Linked DNA regions of Homo sapiens: region 1 is linked to region 2. A link is a contact called in ENCODE Hi-C or POLR2A ChIA-PET data. All regions are on one chromosome and are shown on one strand. The core of a region is the stretch at or near the end of the contact, and the rest is flanking DNA. Distances in the headings are between cores, read along the strand shown.

What was found. Hi-C counts contacts between places; a loop is a spot of excess contacts on that map. ChIA-PET counts read pairs that join two places held with the same protein, here RNA polymerase II (POLR2A). Pooled maps may share reads with other maps.
Region 1: a map of CD8-positive, alpha-beta T cell shows a loop between it and region 2 (5-fold over the local background). The contact joins the promoter of ZNF681 here to the promoter of ZNF429 in region 2. A Hi-C loop is called at or near these places in 1 of 168 maps with a recorded cell type or tissue (CD8-positive, alpha-beta T cell) and 6 of 50 pooled maps. POLR2A ChIA-PET finds 5 or more read pairs at or near these places in 2 of 52 experiments (CD4-positive, alpha-beta T cell and activated B cell).

What each region holds. Positions count from the first base shown.
Region 1 is chr19:23,757,601-23,765,293 of GRCh38, forward strand. It overlaps ZNF681 (zinc finger protein 681), which reads right to left and starts at 1,291. Exons shown (of 4, transcript NM_138286.3): 1 at 1,147-1,291. The coding sequence starts at 1,149. It overlaps RPSA2 (ribosomal protein SA 2), which reads left to right and starts at 5,404. Exons shown (of 4, transcript NM_001355283.3): 1 at 5,404-5,534. RefSeq lists enhancers at 971-1,489, 4,484-5,124, 5,125-5,766, 5,665-6,114.
Region 2 is chr19:21,500,146-21,507,681 of GRCh38, forward strand. ZNF429 (zinc finger protein 429) reads left to right here and starts at 5,457. Exons shown (of 4, transcript NM_001001415.4): 1 at 5,457-5,629. The coding sequence starts at 5,627. LINC00664 (long intergenic non-protein coding RNA 664) reads left to right here. Exons shown (of 11, transcript NR_037194.1): 11 at 1,126-3,093. RefSeq lists enhancers at 5,238-5,840, 5,456-5,775, 5,786-6,145, 5,841-6,442.

The DNA of each region.
Region 1 (7,693 bases), core at 41-2,540, 2.3 Mb after region 2:
ATTTTTTTAATTTATCTGCTTTTGTGTTTCAGGAATTGTAAGCACCAGCCCTAGCAGCAGAATTCACCAGCCAAAACTCCGATCTCCAAAAATCAGTTCTATGAGGCAAGACTTAAGGGTAGGGCCAGACCTAAATAAGGCCTCCAAAAAGGTGAACCTGAGCAGAACTGGGGCAGGGAGTGGACTCTATATAGAATTCTGTTCTCTATGCCACTGGGGTATTTCCAGTTCTGTTTTTCCTAAACTTACCTTAAAAAAAAAATCCTTAAATCTCAGAGTTTGTATAATTTTAATCTTTCTTAGACCCTGCCCTATCAATTATATGACATATACTAATAAGCAATTTGAACACATTTATAAAGGTTTTCTAGGGTAATTTTATTAAAAGATAAATATGTATTAACAAGGTAAAAGAAATGGAAATAGAAATAATTCTTCTGTCTATAAATATCCCTTCAGGTGATGACATCGCAAGTCACAATTATATAAAGTGGCACAAATAGAGCCCAAATTTTCTGCACACATCTATTTATTGTACCAATTATATGATGCTTAATTTAACCATTTATCCAGTTGCTAGACTAAAAGCTCCTGGATTGTAGGGACCATGACTGCTTCATCTATTTTTCTAATGGCCATATGAAAAGAAAACAATTTAGCCGGGCGTGGTGGCAAATGTCTGTAATTACACCTACTCGGGAGGCTGTCTCGGCCTCCCAAAGTGCTGGAATTACACGCGCGAGCCACCGCGCCAGGCCTTTTGACTCTCATACATTTTTAATGAAAGGAAAGAGAGACTAGGAACGCCACGGACCAAAGCTCTTCCCATTCATGAACCCGGCACCCGTCAGGATTCGCCCCTGACGACCCTCCCGTGGTCCCTGCACAATCTGGGAGAGACCCGGCGCTGCGGATGCAGAGCCACCCAGAGAGAGCTGCAGGCCAGGACACAGTCACTGAGCAGGGAGGAGAAAGGACGCCCGGGGGGCTGGCTGTCAGCGCAGCCGCCATCTTATGGTCCAAGTGGACTGAGGCCGCCTGGGCGAGGAGAACTCAGGGCGCAAATTGTGGAGCTGACTGCGGCGAGGTCTGAGTCCCGCCACAGCCCCTTCCCCTCTCTCGGGATGTCGGACCCGACATTCTCACCATTTCTAGGTTTCCGGGGGACCTGGCGTCTTAGCTATGGATCGCCAATACCTGCAGGTCAGAGGGCCATAGAGGCTGGGCCTCTAGAAGAAGAGGACACAGAGCAGTGAAGACGAGACCCGGAGCTCGGGCTGAAGGGAGAGACAAAGGCCCCGCCAATCCCGGAAGCCGCCCTGTCTGCTCCAGCTGCATGCCTGATTGGACAGTTCCCAGCCCAGCGTCCCTGACTGGATAATGATTAAAACCCCACCCCTCAGGTCCTGAGTGACAGAAGATGTGATCAGATGCTCTGCTGAATGAAGACTAACAACGTAAGTTGCAGCGTTTTCAGACAGGGCTCCCTCCCTGAGCTAAGCCAGGCCCACCCAACAGGGTATTTGCCTTTAACCTTCTGTGTAAGGTCACATGCATTTCAAATAATATACTAGATAGCTATTCAAAAATAAAAATATATATAATAACAATTATTTTAATATTTCATCTTTTATGACCGTCCTGGTTTCTGGCAGCCATAGTCCCTACCCCGACAGCCCCCAGCCCAGATGGCATTCAAATCTTCCTGGATGGGCTTGATGCCCGTCACTCACGCGCTCTTTAGCACTGCGTTGTGTTGGTTACTCAGGCCTGGGAGAGGTGGTGGGGATTGTAGATCCAGGGTAGGAGCCACCTTACACCCAGAGTTCACCTGGCCACATGCCAGCAAGGAAGCCCATGAAGCACAGCCCTAGACACTGAGCCTCGGCACCTCCAGCTGCACTTTCTATTTATATATCAGGTTTTTTTTTTTTTTTTTTTGAGACGGAGTCTCGCTCTGTTGCCCAGGATGGAGTGCAGTGGCACAATCTCAGATCACAACAACCTCTGCCTCCTGGGTTCAAGTGATTCTCTTGCCTCAGCCTCCCGAGGAGCTGGGACTACAGGTGCGTGCCACCATGCCCGGCTAATTTTTGCATTTTTAGTAGAGACGGGGTTTCACTATGTTGGCCAGGCTGGTCTTGAACTCCTGACCTCGTGATTGGCCCGCCTCAGCCTCCCAAAGTGCTGGGGTTACAGGTGTGAGCCACCGCGCCCGGCCTATATATCAGGTTTTTAAAACCATAAATAAACAGACACAAAAGCAGCCACTTTGATTGAGGAGAAAGTGGGAGCCTAAAGCAGCTGACCCTCAAACAGCTTTGCCAAGCCTCAGGCCAGGCCAGGCCATCTCAACACTCCAAGGCTACATGATAGTTACAGAGGACGACAGTTCCCATAGGTACTTGTCAAGCACTGTGCTAGCTTCTCAGTCACAGAGTCTCAGAATTTCTCCTTGCCAATACCCTGTGAGGGGAGGCCCTAACTCACTAGAGCACAGGAGGTTCCTAAGCTCTTCCCAGGAAATGGTTAACAAAGTGTGGAGCTGGGGGAAAACCCAGTCAGAACAAATGACTTCCCAGGGTCTCCCTTGACTCCATCCCTATCTCCACATGGGGCCAGGAGGTGAAGCGAGCCCCCTAACCCCCTCCATTCCACTCTCTCCTCAAAGTGGCTGTTTTTGTGTTTTCTTATTTATGGGATTTCAAAAGCCTGATTTTTAATTTTGAGTAGTTTCAGGCTTGTATGGGTGTATTTGTATAGGCTTTATTAGAAGGAAGAGGGCTTAAGACAATAACATTTTTAAAATGTCTCAGTGGGGAATAGACTTCCATGTCATGAACGATGATGTTGACCTCCTTCTGCTGTCTTTGTGCAAAGTATAAATAGTGTGAGAATTGGCATGTGCTGGGTTGTGGTTTCAGTGTGGGAGGGCAGTTCCTTAAGATGGAAACCAAATCTCACCGAGCTGTAGCAGCCACACTCACCTTTTATCACATTCCCCACCATAGTCTTTCACTTTTCTTCTGTGCTTAAATTTCTTTCAACATATATATATATATATATATATTTTTTTTTTTTTAAGACAGAGTCTTGCTGTGTTGCCCAGGCTGGAGTGCAATGGTGCAGTCTCGGCTCACTGCAACCTCTGCCTCCCAGGTTCAAGCAATCCTCCTGCCTCAGCCTCCTGAATAATTGGGATTACAGATGCGTGCCACCACACTGGGCTAATTTTTGTATGTTTAGCAGAGTTGGGGTTTTACCATTTTGGGCAGGCTGGTCTCGAACTCCTGACCTCAGGTGATCTGCCCACCTCGGCCTCCCAAAATGCAGGGATTACAGGTGTAAGCTACCATGCCTGGCAAACATACATATTATTTTGATTATATATATAGGGTGTATAAATATATGTGTGTATATATATATACACATATATATAGGGTATATATGTGTATATATATATATGTTTGTGTGTGTGTATATATATATGTGTGTGTGTGTGTACACATAGAGGTCTCACTCTGTCATCCAGGCTGAAGTGTAGTGGCTGAATGATGGGTCACTGCAGCCTCAACCTCCAGTGATCCTTCTACCTCAGCCTCTTGAGTAGGTGAGACTATAGGCAGGCAACTCCACACAAGGCCAATTTTCTAAATTTTTGTAGAGACTGAGTCTCACTACATTGCCCAGACTGGTCTTGAACCCCTGGGCTTAAGCAATCATTCCACCATGGCTTTCCAAAGTGTTTGGATTACAGGTGTTAGCCATCAAACCCAGCCAACAATATTTTTTAAAGAACTGTTACAACCAAATTATGAGCTATGGTTGTGCCACTGCATTCCAGCCAGAGCACCAGAGTGAGACCTTGTCTCCAAAAACAAAACAAAACAGAAACACTTATGACCAAATTAAAATTCTAAGGTTGTGTCCTCTGTGTCCCCTTCTTGCCCTGTAAACTATCACTGTTAAATATAATGCGTATTGAGAAAACTGTTAGATATTATTAAGAAATTCCTATATATCTTCTAAGTGAGATAAGGTATTCTAATGTGACCCAATATTTCCTCACCCCTACCTCCAGGGTCTAAACTAGCAAATCAAATCAGGACATCCACAAAGGACAGTTGGCCATGTTCAATTAGAAAATTAAATATCCCCGTTAGTGAGAGTAATCCAGTGATTTTAAAAAAGAGAAGTCAAACTGAAATGCAGCGTAGTCACGGCACAATTACCCTGGAATAGCCACTTCACATGGAATGACTGAGGAGCCTTTCTAAGATGAACAAATTTGGGTAACGTAATTCTTTCTTTCTTTCTTTCTTTTTTTTTTTTTTTGAGATGGAGTCTTGCTCTATCGCCCAGGCTGGAGTGCAGTGGCATAATTTGGGCTCACTGCAACCTCTGCCTCCCGGGTGCAAGCAGTTCTCCTGCCTCAGCCTCCTGAGTAGCTGGGATTATAGGCGTGCGCCACCACGCCCGGTTAATTTTTGTATTTTTAGTAGAGACGGGGTTTCACCATGTTGGTCAGGCTGGTCTCGAACTCCTGACCTCGTGATCAGCCCACCTCAGCCTCCCAAAGTGCCGGGATTACAGGCGTGAGCCACCGTGCCCGGCCCGGTAACATAATTCTTTCTAAACCATTCTCAGCCTGGGCTGCCTCCCACCCCCGCCTTATTTCTAATGGCCATCCCACGATGTGGTCAGCAGTGTGGTACGGCATGGTGAGAGAGGCGCTCAGGGATGGGATGAAGGTCTTTCCCGCATTATGAAAATGATTAAAAAATGTCCAAATGGGCAGGGCGCGGTGGCTCATGCCCGTAATCCCAGCACTTTGGGAGGCTGAGGCGGGCGGAACACCTGGGATCTGGAGTTCGAGAGCAGCCTGGCCAACATGGTGAAACCTCATCTCTACTAAAAATACAAAAAGTACCAGGGCGTGGTGGCATGCGCCTGTAATCCCAGCTACTCGGGAGGCTGAGGCAAGAAAATCATTTGAACCTGGGAGGAGGAGGTTGCAGTGAGCCAAGATCGCACCACTGCACTTGAGCCAGGGCAATGAGGCGGAAACTCGGTCTCAAAAAAAAAAAAAAAAGTCCAAATGTTCTTTCTTACCCTTAAGTAGCAAATAAGATGCATTATACAAGACCCAGGTAAGGAAAAGAGCAAGTGCATTTCATGTCTCAGCTTACTTCTTAATTAGCTGTAATTCCCTGTGCATGTTACCTTACCTTTACTGTCCGTAAAATGCCCTACTGCCGAGCGGGGCGGGTGGTGGTATGGAGAGAATGCTGTTGCTTTATCCAATCAGTGGCGCTGGCGCGGGAACCGCCCAATCAGGGGCGCAGCCGGAGAGGAGGGCGTGGCTTCCGACATTCCGCGGGGTCTTTACCTCTTGCTCCCGCCAGAGTTTGGGATCGGTCTCTTCTGTTCCGCGTCCTCCACCTCGGTAGCCCCTGGTGACTCTGTTACAGCCTCTGTTGACCTATGATCTGCAGGGAGACGCACAGCCAGGACATCCTGGAACCTGGGAAAGGGTGAGTGTGCGGGGTTGGGCAACCCGAGAAGGGAGACCAGGCTGTGAAACCAGCAGAACCGGCCTCTCCACAGTCCGCTCCCAGGTCGCCGACCTGAGTCCCCGCTGGCGCAGCTCCGTCCCAGGCCCCTCTGGCCGCAAGATGGCGGCTGGGCCCACAGCCGGGACCCCAGCGTCCAGCCCCGTCCGTGCGGGGCCATGTCTGGAGCCCCCTGAGCAAGCTCTTCACGCAGCCTCGAGTATTTCCCAGGTTGTTCAGGGATGCCAGGCGGGTCATAAGAGCAGAATCCCGACCCGGTGTTTGCGTGGGAAGAACTGCAGCCTATGGGGCTCCCAGTGTCTTTTGTTAAACATTTTGTTTGAGACGGAGTCTTGCTCTGTCGCCCAGGCTGAAGTGCAGTGCGTGTTCACGGCAACCTCCGCCTCTCAGGCTCTGGTGATTCTCGTGCCTCCGCCTCCCGAGAAGCTGGGATTACAGACCTGCGCCACCCCGCCTGGCTAATTTTTGTATTTCTAGTAGAGAAGTGGTTTCGCCATGGCGGAAGGTGGTCTGGAACTCCTGGCCTCAAGTGATCCGCCAGCCTTGGCCCCCCAAAGTGCTAAGATTAGGAGGAGCATGAGGCACTGCGCCAAGCCTCTTCTCTTAAAAATTAAAGGGAGTCAGGGTTAAAACCTTAAAGAGGTTATTTGAGCCGTGATTGGTGAAATGGAAAGCACCCCAGCCATAGTATGTGGCCCACCTGAGAGACATAAAGCAAAGGGTTTTATAAAGGGCGTGTGAGAAGGCAAACCAAATGCAAGAATTGGTTAGTTATGTAGTCACCTTATTTGTATGATACAGGTGGAAATTTCCTGGTTATGTAATCAGAGGTTAATTGCAGGTTTATGATTGGTTAATAAAATTCAATTATGATTGAATTTTGTTTCCGCCTAAAATAGTAATCTATAAGATATAAACTCGAGTTAGGTTTTACATTTTTTACTTATGAACACAGGGCACTAGGGCCACTTCAGTCTAATTTCCTGCTTTTTAATTACTTTAACACTCCACAGGAGGAGGACTGGTTTTCCTCTGTGACTTCCTAATGTATGGCAAGCAGGACTTCTTCTAATCCACTACCCTCTTCCCCTAGCTTAACTAAGGCTTGCAGTAAAATTATAAATTTCCACTTTCTTTCCTACATTCTCAAATGTAGGAAATGAGGACAAACAACTTCCTCTCTCCAATTTACAACACTATCAACTATTTGTCCTTTATTGTGCATTTCAGACACAGTGTTTTAATTGTTAATCATGTTTTTACACTGCAGTGGATGGCAGGTTTTTAAAGATTTGTTTTCTGTTTGTAAACACTTTTTTATTGGAGACAGAGTTTCATTCTTGTTGCCCATGCTGGAGTGCAATGGCATGATCTCAGCTCACTGAAGCCTCTGCCTCCCAGGTTCAAGTGATTCTCCTGCCTCAGCCTCCCAAGTAGCTGGGATTATAGGCTGCCACCACTGTGCCCTGCTAATTTTTATATTTTGAGTAGAGAGTGGGTTTTGTCTTGTTGGCCAGGCTGGTCTTGAACTCCTGACCTCAGATGATTTATCTGCCTCAGCCTCCCAAGTCTGTAAACATTTTATGTGAGAAAAAAAGTAGAAAATAATCCTCTGGAACTCCACTTTAAAAAAAAAAAAAAGTCTGCGCCTCTCCTTCTTTTATCTTCCCTAGGCACACACACCCTACTAGTACGTCTTTGGGTTGAAGTTTTGCTTTGGAGAAATTACAGGGCCTTTACAGCAGCCCTTTAGTCTATTCTTGGTAATGAGTTTCAGAACTGTCTGGGGTAACTCAACATACCCACAGTGGCCATATATCTTGGAGTGTCTAATGAGTATCATCCCCTGAGTCGTCTCTTAGAGGACAGTCTGAGGAGTAAGAGTGTAGCCTCTCAGAAGAGCAACTGGATGGCCTAGGCCTGTGGAAAATTTCCTTGTATACTATTTGTCTAAAAAGCTAACCTCTTAGAAAATTAAAATTATTTTTTCACAAAGGAATGCTTCTACACTGTTGGTGGGAGTGTAAATTAGTTCAACCATTATGGAAGACATGGTGGGAACTCCCTGAAGACCTCAAGACAGGAATACCATTTGACCCAGCAATCCATTATTGGGTATT
Region 2 (7,536 bases), core at 4,207-6,706:
AAAGCTTTCTCATGCAAGAAGGCTGATGTTATAATAGTAGCTAAAAGAATATTAGAAAATATGTTTTTTTTTCATGGGACATTTCTGAAAGGTCTCTAATGATCAAGATACTTATTTCACTAGACAAGTTGTAAAACTGTTAAATAAGGTATTGTTCCTGGACCAAACTGAGAGTTGGGCTGCTATTTCTCATGGCCCAATAACGAGATGCAGATGAACTGGGGAGGAAGAGAGTTTTATTTCTGCAACCAGTTACAGGGAGAAGGCCTGGAAATTATCACCAGACCAACTCAAAATTACAACGTTTTCCAGAGCCTATATACCTTCTAAGCTATATGTCTACATGTAAGTGTGCATTCATCTAAAGAGATAAGTGATTAACTTCTTTTATTTAATCTGTAACTAAGGTCTGAGTCTTGAAGACCTTCCCCTGCAGCCTCAGTAAATTTACTTAATCTAAATGGGTCCAGGTGCTGGGGTAATTACCCTTATCTTGTCTCCTGCTAAATCACAGTGGTTTGGTGAATTCCTTCAGACCTCCAATAAACCTGTTTGTAGAGGCCTGGGGAATTTCTTCAGACCCCCAATAAAACTTGTTTAATCCTATAAGGCCCAAGAAAGGCCTAGGCGAAACTCTTGATGGGCTTTTGTTACATCCCAGCCTTTGTATAAGGTCACTGGCTTTTTTTTTTTTTTTAATTGAGACGGGGTCTCACTCTGTCACCAGGCTGGAGTGCAGCTGTACAATCTCAGCTCACTGCAAACTCCGCCTCCAGGGTTCAAGCCATCCTTCTGCCTCAGCCTCCCAAATAGTTGGGACTACAGGCACATGCCACCACGCCCAGCTAATTTTTTTGTATTTTTAGTAGAGACGGGGTTTCACCATGTTGGCCAGGATGGTATCGATCTCTTGACCTTGTGATCCGCCTGCCTCGGCCTCCCAAGGTGCTGGGATTATAGGTGTGAGCCACTGCGCCCGGCTGGTCACTGGCTTTTAATATTTAACTTAACCACTCAGTCAGTACTGAAACAGTTGTTAGTGAGGTCTGGCCTGCCACAGTATTACAGGTACAATAGTATTGAGCAAAGCTAACTAAATTGACTGGATTGCTTTTGTAATTGCAGATTGATGACAATCAGATTCACTTAGAGTGGAAAAAGTATGTTGGCCCTTATAAAATAGTCATTAGAAGGCCTATGTGCGTAATAGAACCTCATGTGTCTTCTGCTACTAAAGTCTAACATTACTAAATTCAACAAGGCTTTAATGCATTATGGCAAAGCACATTTTCACCAGGTGAGGAAAGCCTTTACTAGTCTACTGACTGAGGAGAGTAAAACCCTTTATAATCAAGAACCCAGAGATTGAATCTGCCTGCCACCTACACTGACGCAAGACTTCAAGACCTTGAACATTGGATTGATAATCTCACAACTTAGAAGGGCCCCTCCAAACTCTTGAAATTGTAAACCCATAGGAGATTTTAAGGTAAAGCTAACCAGGAAAGTTTGTCCTCAAAAGCAGATGGCCGTCTCCATGTAGATAGCTTTTTTCACAAGATCAAAAATCAAGACATCTCGTTATCATGACACTCTTAGTTCACAGTTTGTTTATGGTTCTACAAACCACAGAAATTTTAAAAAGTGGTCTCTTGTGTGCACTCATGGGGGTATACTTATATGTAGAGAATTTTGCAGCCAACATTATGTATGAGGAAACTTATTCCTTGAAAGGTAAAAGAAGAAGGGCCAATGTAGGTGAGAAGTTTTAATGAAACATTTGTTTTCTCACAATATCAAAAACAGAATATTGGTCCACTGCTCTTAACCTATTTCATAAGTTAAAAAGAACTTATTCAGAATAGGTTAAAGAGCATTGCCAGGAGGCCATTACTCTTCTGAATGGGTATCACTGTTTAGAGTAAATGAGGCAATGGTTACAAATTTATCCCTCTCAATAGGGCTCTATAGCAGATTATACCATAAAAACTATGCTTACACAATAGACTTTAAGTTTTCTCACAAAGTTATGCTAAATATAATTTCTTTTGATTACTTACTGGATAAATAGATATCTGTGCAGTTGCTAATAGTTGCCCATGGAGAACTACAGCCGGTATTACAGAGATGCAGTTGTAGATGATTCATGAACAGGCTGATTAGATGAAATGAGTAGATCATTTATCTAGCTAACTATTTGATCTATTTAACTTTAATTGGTTGTTCATGGGGACCCTGGCTAAAAAGCATGCTTCAAACTCTTGGTATTATCCTCCTGATAGTCAAAATGGTAATCTTCCTACTGCACTGTATTCTCTCAAAAGATGTAAACGTTTGAATGTAGTCATCTGTAGAATGTCAAATGGTCTCTCTTTAACTGGAATGACAGAAACTCAAAGACATATGTGACTATGAAGACAGCACAACCTATGAATGACATGCTAAGGACAAAAAACAAAAATAATGGAAACTGAGAGTGGCACTAAAGCCCCGAGTTTTGGTTACACTGTGACCTATGTAAGAACTTAACCAAACGGGGAATTTTTTAAAGAAAACTATTGGAGGCCATAATTCTGGACTGAGCTTATGCACTAGGTCCAAACAAACCAAACCAAAATGAGTCACTCATGCTGGATGTGACATAATTAAACTAAAAATTTAAGGCAACAGGTAGATTCTAAAACTGGCCAGGTTTTGTTTTTCTTCTCTAAATAGCAGATTTCAACACAAGGAGGTCCCCTGTACTCTAACACTTTAAAAAACAAATAAAAATAATTTCAAAATAATAAGCTGAAGTTTTTATTTCCACTTTACAAACCCACAGTTCTGCTGTTTCACAGTGAGATTCGAGTCTAAATAAGTACATTTTTGATGGTGACAAAGTGATATTAATGTCTAAAGTTTTGGTCTCAAACTTGAGAAGATGACAAAAGGGAGAAATTGTTAAATTAGTTGTAGCCTAAAGCTTCCCTCTTATGTTTAATTTTGGCTAATAGGATTTGTTTTTTGTTTTTTGTTTTTTTACATAGTAAACTTAATGTTCAAATGGGACATATCTTAAGCTGTAATAAATCTGGCTGTTTCTGTACCTCACTTCCATTTTCTGTATGTCATTTTGCTTTTCTGGTTCATAAAAATTTTACCAACATGTGGCTGTGTTGGAGTCTCTCTGAGCCTACTCTGGATCCATAGGTTACCCGATTTGCAAATCATGATTTGCTCATTTAAACTGTTAAATTTAATTTTTCTAAAGTTTTCTTCTTTTACAAATTTTCAAATTTTTTATGATGAAAATAAATAATGTTATTGAGCTTTGATTTTCTAAAATCATCCCACAGCTATTTTCCCAAATAATAATAATATAATAATAAATAATAATACAATAATTTCCCAAATAATAATAAAAATAGTGAAAAGGCAGCTGATGATACATGTCTGAAGGACCTCAGTTGAGCCCAGCCTAAATGGCTGACCATCTCAATTACGAGCAAATAAGTTTTGGATGGTTTGTTATGCTGCAATAGCTAACTAATACATGCACCCTGTGCAGATGGAATGCCAGGATTTAATGACAGGTTGATTACTAGTTACCTTCTGACAGTGGACACCCTAAAGATACTGACTTTTCTTTTCTTTTTTTCCCGATTTGAAGTTGGATGTCTCCTAAGACAATGTTGAGTAATGCAGAAATACAGGTAGACATGTATGTGTGTGATTGGTGCTTATACTCACACAGTACCCCACACCACAGGAAAAAAACAGATAACCACAGCCTGACCATTAGAGCCAAGGCCAAACAGCAAAATAAGTTTGCCTTTAATTTATTTTCTTCATATCTTTTTTTTTTTTTTTTTTTTTTTTTTTCCGAGACGGAGTCTCGCTCTGTCCCCCAGGCTGGAGTGCAGTGGCGCGATCTCGGCTCGCTGCAAGCTCTGCCTCCCGGGTTCAAGCCATTCTCCTGCCTCAGCCTCCAGAGTAGCTGGGACTACAGGCGCTCGCCACCACGCCCGGCTAATTTTTTCTATTTTTTAAGTAGAGACAGGGTTTCACCGTGTTAGCCAGGATGGTCTCGATCTTCCGACCTCGTGATCCGCCCACCTCGGCCTCCCAAAGTGCTGGGATTACAGGCGTGAGCCACCGCGCCCGGCCTTCTTCATATCTTAAAGTTAGAGGTTAAGACTGTGGACAGACCCAAAGACATAGAGTTTTCTTCTCCTGTCTCCTGTGGCCCCAGAATTTTTTGTTCACTGTCTGATCTCTGGATGAAAGGTGGACAACAGGTGGCAAAGAGTGGTCTACCTGTGGTTATTTTATTTGTGCTGCCCTCTGCCCTTGCTATGGCCACTATCTATCGCACCCTCAGAACCGAAGATAGATGTTAGTAGAGAGAGGCTGTCTCCTCACCTCTGGCAGAAAAGGGATGTTCAGGGCCTCCACCCACCTGACATCAGAGCTGCACTTCAACGTGGTGGCTGTTGGCCATGTGTGGCTCCTGGGTGCCTGGAATGTGCCTGGTCTGAACTGCAATTTGCTAGAAAAGTAAAATACAGAGTTGGTTTCGAAGATTTAGTTCCAAAAATATATATAGTGCCTTAATAATTACATATTGCTGTGACCCCAGAAAATCTGAGACATCAGTTAATTTAGAAAGTTTATTTTGCCAAGGTTGAGAACACGCCTATGACATAGTTTCAGGAAGTCTTGAGGACACCTGCCCAAGGTGGTCAGGGAACATATTGGTTTTATACATTTTAGGGAGACATGAGACATCAATCAATATATGTAAGAAGTACATTGGTTCAGTCTGAAAAGGTGGGACAACTTGAAGCAAAGGCAGGAAGACACGAAGCTGGAGGGAGCTTCCAGGTCACAGATAGGTGGACTCAAATTCTTTTGAGTTTCTGATTGGCCTTTAGTTCCCAGCTTGAGTTTTCCTTAGTAATTTTGGGGGCCCAAGATATTTTCCTTTCACATTGCTCACATATTAAAATTATAATACTTTAAACATATTGGGTTAGTTACATTATTACAATCAATTCCACGTGTTTCATGTTTCTTTTTAAAGTTTGGCTACTGGAAAATTAAAAATTCACATGTGGCTCACATTTTATTTCAGAGGACTGCCTCCTTTTTAAAATCTCAGGCTGCCTGCTCAAAGGACCAGAAGCTAGGAAGGTGATAAAAGCTAAAATTTAAAAGTAATTGTTATTATATTCTTTTCATTTGTGACTAGCCATATAGTATATTTATAAATGCATATGACCTTACACACAAGGTTCAATGCAAACACCCTCTAGGGTGGGCCTGGCTCAGCTCGGAGGAAAGCCTGCCTGAAAAGGCTGCAGCTAGGCTGTCACGCTTCATTCTGCCCAGCAACTGATCACCCTCTGTCACTCAGGGCCTGAGAGGGCGGGTCTTAAACATTATCCAATCAGGCACGCAGCTGGAGCGACAGGACGGTTTCCGGAATATGGCGGGGCGTTTGGCTCTTGCTGCAGCCAGAGCTCCAGGTCTCGTCTTCATTTCTGTGTCCTTTGTTCTTAGAGGCCCAGCCTGTGTGGCCCTGTGACCCGCAGATATTGGGAGATACACAGCTAAGACTCCAGGACCCCCTGGAAGCCTAGAAATGGTGAGAGTGCCGAGTCTGACATCCCCAGAGAGGGGGAGGGGCTGGTCGGAACCGTGAGAAGTGGCCGTGGCGGACTTAGGTCTCCCGGCAGTCAGCTCCACAATCTGCGCCCGGAATTCTCCTTGCCCAGCTCGGCTTCAGTCCCCTTCAGCCATAAGATGGCGACTGTGCTGACAGCCGGGCCCCGGGCGTCCTGTCTTCCCTCCGCAGTGACTGTGCCTGACGTGTAGCCCTGTCTGGGGAGCTCTGCACGCGCAATTCCGCAGTCTCTCCCAGATTGTGCAAGAACCATGGGAGGGGCGTCAGGTGAGAATAGTGACTCGGGATGCGGGTTCATGAGCGGGAAGAGCTTTGGTCCGTGGGGTTCCCAGTTCCCATTCTCTCCTATTAAAAATCTATGGGAGTGGCCGGGCGCGGTGGCTTATGCCTGTAATCCCAGCAGTTTGCTGGGAGGCGGGCAGATCACTGAGGTCCGGCATTCGAGAACAGCCTGGCCAACATGGTGAAACCCCCTCTCTGCTAAAAATACAAAAATTAGCCGGATGTGGTGGCAGGCATCTGTAATCCCAGCTATGTGGGAGGCTGAGGCACGAGAATCGCTTAAACCCAGGAGACCAAGATTGTGCCATTGCACTCCAGGCTGGTTGACACAATGAGACTATCTCAAACAAAAAAAAAAAAAAAAAAGGGGAGTCACTGCAAAATATTAAAGAATTTAATTAAAGAGTGGTTCTAAAATTGTAAAGCACCCAGCTGTGGGATGTAGTTTGTGGTCCTTTGGAGGAGCTTGAAGGAAAGACTTTGCGCATGGTACAAAAACGCAAATTCAGTTATTGGTTAGGTAGGGTTACGTAGTTTCTTAATTTCCATCTTCAGCTTACAAAATTTCCTGGTTATGTAATCAGAGCTTAATTCCAGTTAATAGTTAACCCTGTATTTGTTTTCCCCAGTGTAGTAATTTACAAAAAAAAAAGCATTTGAGTTAGTTTTTTGTTTTTTTTTTTTTTTTTTTGAGATGGAGTTTCCCTCTTCTTGCCCAATCTGGACTGCAGTGGCGCGATCTCGGCTCACTGCACCTTCCGCCTCCGTGTTCAAGTAATTCTCCTGCCTCAGCCTCCTGAGTAGCTGGGATTATAGGCAGGCACCACCACGCCCGGCTAATTTTGTATTTTTAGTAGAGACGGGGTTTCTCCGTGTTGGTCAGGCTTGTCTTGAACTCCCGACCTCGGGTGATCCGCCCATCTCGGCCTCCCAAAGTGCTGGGATTACAGGCGTGAGCCACGGCTCCCGGCTTGAGTTAGATCTTTTAAAAGTAGGAATTCAGGGACTACAGCCACCTCAGTCGAATTGCCTACCACTTAACTATTTTCACTCCCTACACAAAACTGATCTTCCCCTGCATTTTTCACAGGTGTCCTAAGCAGGGTCTCAAATCTACTCCCACGCCCCCCATTCCTCCAGCCTAACTCTGGCTTGCAGTAAAATACAAAATTTCCATTTCCTCCTGACAATCCCAAATGCCAACTCCCACTACTCCCTAATTCACACTATTAACTATTTGTCCTTTAGTGTACATTTTTGATACTGTATTTTAATTAAACATTTTTTGACAAAGCATTGGATGGCACATTTAAAAAGATTTGTTTTCTGTTTATAAATATTTTCCATAAGAAGAAAGCAAGGAATAATCTTCTGACACTGTATTGTAAAAAAATCTTTGTCTCTTTTCCTTTTATCTTCCCTAGGCATAGAGATTTTATGAGAATGTTTTGGCATCAAGGTTTTTCTTGGAATTTTTGTGGGGTGATGTGTCCTCAGCCACCCTTTAGTTTTTTTCCTGGTCCTGGGTTCCAGTACTGTCTGTGAATAAACCAAGATATCAGTCATGGCTATGTCTGCAAGACTGT